Linked DNA regions of Mus musculus: region 1 is linked to region 2. Evidence: chromatin loops called from intact Hi-C (ENCODE). Cell type or tissue: heart. All regions are shown on one strand.

The links. A loop is a pair of places that touch in the nucleus more often than their neighbours do. Peaks named below come from ENCODE experiments on the same cell type or tissue, not always from the same donor. Only the 100,000 strongest peaks of a DNase experiment are listed, where the experiment ranks them.
Region 1: a loop joins it to region 2, with 6 times the contacts of the local background. A loop is called at or near these places in 28 of 42 quality-filtered maps.

What each region holds. Positions count from the first base shown.
Region 1 is chr3:135,400,996-135,403,495 of GRCm38, forward strand. No RefSeq gene overlaps it. Among named protein-coding and RNA genes, the nearest start is that of Cisd2, 21 kb to the right of the region's middle. In heart, a CTCF peak has its summit at 1,461 (motif pointing right); a DNase peak (open chromatin) is centred at 1,476; H3K27ac peaks cover 897 bases.
Region 2 is chr3:135,730,071-135,732,570 of GRCm38, forward strand. No RefSeq gene overlaps it. Among named protein-coding and RNA genes, the nearest start is that of Nfkb1, 40 kb to the left of the region's middle. In heart, a CTCF peak has its summit at 1,412; a DNase peak (open chromatin) is centred at 1,411; H3K27ac peaks cover 473 bases.

The DNA of each region.
Region 1 (2,500 bases), 330 kb before region 2:
TGAAGATGCTCGTGTCTGAGCCCTATGACCGAATCTGACTCCACGAGTCTGAGTGGAAGGTGGGAACTGACTCCCACAATTGCTCTCTGACTCCACACGTGCACCAGGGCACCACCTCCCACTGAAAATGGAAGAAATGAAAGCATACGTCCAATTGGTCAAACTGATGCTGCAGTCTGACGCTTTCTTTAATGTCAATGGATTTCTGACTGAGAGAACTGAAAAATCCAGACCAACTGAGTCACAAAGAAAAACCCTTTATGTGCGCAGCAAGAGACAATTTTGTGTCACTTCCTCTAATGTTGATAGGAGTTCCATGTACAGTTTGAGCAAGAATAACAATACAGCAGGACAGCAAGTGAGGAGAGAGGAGACTGTTGTTCAGTGGTCCTCAACTTCAGCTGAACTAGGAGTGTACTGGCAGCTGGCCACCTAATGCGAGCACAGTTAAACTGCTATAGTGCGCACTTACGATGGGGAACGATGATGAATTATGTACGTAGTTTGCCATGATTTAAAAACCAAATAACTTTGTTAAGACACAGACTCACTATGTACGTCTGTCTGGCCTGGTATCTTATTGGAAGCCACCAGGGTGGCTGTAAACTCACAGAGATCTACCTGCCTCTGCTTCCCGAAGTACTGAGATGAAAGGTGTGAGCCACCACACCCGGTACAAATAATAACTTTTTCAGAGAGCTTCTGTGGGGTCAGCAAGAGGAGCCCAGGCGGTGAAGGGGGCTGCAGTCAGGACTGGCAACCTGAGCTTGATCCCTGGGACCCTTGATAGAAAGAGAAAACCAGCTCTTGGCATGAGTACCACGGGGTGAGCACATGCCCCGAAGGGGACATCTACATATGTGTTTGCGTGCTTGCTCTTGTGTGCATGAATGAGTGTGTGCGCACACGCTCACCAAATAAATAAATGTTAAAAAAAAAAAAGACATTAGATTGGGCCTGCATAGATAATTTCCTGGAGTATGGCCCATCAAATCACGTGGTATATTCACAGGTGGGATAGATTCACAGGTTCTAGGAACTGGGGTGAGGAAATCTCGGTGGGACAGTACTTTAGAAATTCTACTGTATCCGATGTCCACATTTCAACTGCTGTAGATTCCTTTAGAAGACATTTTTATCTGTCATGTTCTCTTTCCATAACTCTTTCCACGACAAAAATGCTTCACCAAGGCAAAGTTTCTGCTTAATGAGTAGACACATCTGTCATCACTCCACAGAGAGAGAGAGCTAGGCACTTAACCATTTTAACTTGCTGTCACGTGGACATTACTGTCCTTACAGGACTTGCCACATTGAAACCTATGATCCGCTTTATCGCTCGTAGTTTCAACATCCAGCATTAGCAGTGGCTTGATAAGATGTGGCCAGGAAAAATGCACGCTGCTCAGGTTTCTGGCACTGAATTTTTATGGTGCTGCGCGAGTGAAGAACATACGGCCACAAGGTGGCAGTAGCGCACACACCATTTCTATGGGCGAGCCCTGATAGGTTCTCATCTGGTGAAAGGAAGTGGCCAACCACAGGCCCCACCACCAGCTGAAGTAGGGAAGGTAAATCCTCAAGGTTGGGGTGGGGGAAGACCACAGAAAGGGCACATCTGGCTTAGTGATGTCACCCAGCATCCTGACATCTTTGGGTCAGAGAACACTGCTCTTAACTCCAATCAGCCATCCTACGTGGCCATTATTTTAGGATTTTTACCCCTGGTGTCCTCTCTCTCCTTTTTCCACTTCCTCCTCTTCTGCCTCCTCAGGGTCTCCTCCAACTCCAAGCCTGGAAAACCCAAACCACTCACATGTCTCTTCTGCCCAGCCATTGGCTGTTGGCGTCTTTATTTAACCAATACTTTTAATCAGGAAGCAAGGTCACATTGTCCATGCAGATCCTCTCCTTCCAGGGAGCAGCCAGGCTATGGGGCCGGTACTTATCATTACAAAAACATATCAGAAGAGCAGACCTCAGCAGGTGCTTGCTGCCAAGTCTGAGAACCTGAGTCCAATTCCCAGGACCCTCAAGGAGGAGAGAAGCAGCAGGCTCCGCAAGCTGTTTCACCCAGACTGTTTAAAGCATCATTTCTTAATGTGCAGTGCATCTGCGCATTTAACCCCCCGCCCCCACCCCGCCAAGGGAGAGCTGAAAGACCCTGTTACTGCCTCTCTGAGCAATGTCCTTAGCAGTGTGTACCTGCTTGTAATTCTACTGTATTTAAAGACTGCTTCATGACTTCTGCAAAAGAAAGATTTGTTGAGTAAAATGAAAAATAGGGCTTCCAGTCAAAATCCACTATGAACAAAAGCCTGGGGGCAGATGCAGCAGTTAAACACAGAAAGCAGCTACAGGTGTCCTCCTTCATCCAGTCTGTGTGCACCAGAGACGTGGAGGCAGTCGCGGCACAGCTGCACATTTGGCTTTCAATTGCCCCTGTAGCGGGCAAATTCTCTAACACAATCTATGCGATTCAAACACCACCTGTCGTATT
Region 2 (2,500 bases):
GTTCTTTGCCATAAAGTGTTTATGACATATGCTCCTTGGGGTATCTATATTTCCAGGATATGTACATGTCTACCTATGTGTGCTAAACTCAAGAAGGGTTAATTCCAAGATCTGAAAGTCACTCTGTGAAACTATATCGTGAACACACATTCAGCAATCCACAAATGTGTAAGCCATGGTTTTAAATAGTGGTCGGTTGGGGAACAGACGCCCATTTCCTCCCACCCACTGCTCCCTAACATTGCTGTGGGGTGAGCTGGAGATGCTGATACGAGTGTTCATTTGAGAAGGAAACGGTTTATGATTGCCATGCTGCATCTCACAGAAAACAGTGTATAATTGGATTCCCGAATATAGCGAGCGAACACATGCATCATGTTTTCTATGTGGCTAAAATGACTTGCCATTTTTATTGTAGAGACTTTGCAGGGGCTGGAAGTGTGGAAAGAATTGTTTCTTAGGGTGTGGCAGTCACTGAGGTCAGTCACTCTGGGAATCTGGGTCTTAGAATGACCCTGATGAGAAGAAATTTATCCTCCCTCCCTCCCTCCCTCCCTCCCTCCCTCCCTTCCTTCCTTCCTTTCCCCCTTCTCCCCCCCTGTCTAAATGAATTACAATACCAACCAACACTTGGACATTCCAAGGAGCTATCAGTTGGGCACTAGAGCCACATTCAAGCCATATTCTGGAAACTATCCATCACCATCTGTGAGCTGGAAGGACTAACAGTATTTGCTTACATTAGTTATTTATAATGCTGCTCTCTCCTTTCTTTCATTTTTCTCATCCCTCCATCGCTTTATGCGGACAAATGGTGCAGCTTTGGTCGGTGGTCAGAATGCACGGTCAGTCTCCTTTGCTTTCCCTTAGAAAGTGTGGCTTTACTCATTCAGTGTTCAGTGGGGACACGCCCAGCTGTCAATCACCATTACTACTGCTATCACTCTTCAGCGCTTTACCTCGTTCTGTAATGGAATCTAAGGAAGGCTTCACTCACACAGTGACAGTGACAGTGACAGTTGCATTCCCACCCTTGTGGGGACACAGACGGTTCAGGTGACGGACCTGAGTCACCTCCTAAATGACACATTGTGGATTTGTATTTCAAGGTAGATTTTTATTCATCAACAGAATAAAGTAGTAAAATAAAATATAAAATAAAAATAAAAATAAAATAAATAAAAAATAAAAAAATATGATAAAAAGGAAACGGGATAAGTTAGTGAATGTTCACGACTTTAGGGTAAGGTTGTGGTTTGTTGCGATTTCTATGTTTTTATTTTTGTTTTTGTTTTTCGAGACAGGATTTCTCTGTGTAGCCCTGGTGGATGCCCTTGAATGTGAGCTTGCTTTGTAAAGGCTTTCAGAGCTCATCTAAGAAGAACTCTAGCGCCACCTCATGCCCAATTTCGAGAATTACCTGGTTAACTGTATTGAGAGATAGTTTTAAGATTGATCCAGCCATTAGGTGGCGCCGTGGACATGTACATTAAAGCCACAGCTCAGAACATCTTGTTAGATGTGGTGAAAACATTATTTCTTTCTTTCCAGGTTAAGATTTTTTTTTCTTAGTCTATGACTCATGGGAGTCTTAAATACCTTGTATTTATCTCCTGAGGTTTGAAGATTTAAGGTTTTAAATAGTTTAGAGCAGAATCTTCTTTCGCCCCACCCACATTTTTCTCAAACGATCTCAACATGAAGAAAAAATTTAAAGCATGTGTACAGATACGCAATACAAAGACTCAACACCTCGCCCGCACAAAGAAAGGAAAACAACTAGACCAGCCAGATTGACTAGTTTATAACAGGGCTTCACCATGCTTAGAAAGTGCGGTGGTAACTTCTATTTCTGTGCACCTGATCTGGTTAAAAACCTTATCACATAGGAAGGACGTTGGGCTGAGGTGAGGACTCAAGGCGGAGGGACTGACGATGGATCCAAGGGGGGGGGGGGAACCCAACAACGCTAAAATAGAAAGATTAAAAAAGGGAATCACTTACGGAAGAATGCTTGATTTATTCTATGGATGCTTTAAGTCTCGTTTGATTTTAGTCCCATCAAAGTTGGTGCCAGTCACAGTGGCAAGTGAAGTGTCCTCCATCTACTCTAACAAGCAGAAACAGATGTAATCAACTTACGTTCTCTCCCACCCAAAGAAGAATAAAATAAATCAATGTTCAAAAACACAGCGACCAAGCCTGACCTGAGTGAGGTCGATACCCAGCACACACACACACACACACACACACACACACACACACAAACACACACACACACACACACGGTGGAAGGAAGCCACTCCAGCGCATCACTCTCCAATCTCTACCTGCCTGCTGTGTCAGGCATGTACACACTTATCCAACCATCCACACAACATATATTAATGATGGATAAACACAACAGTAATTCAAACAATTGTACCCCTATGCATATCTAAACATCAAATGTAACTTGGAAATTATTATCAATATGATATGTATTATCTATCTATTAACC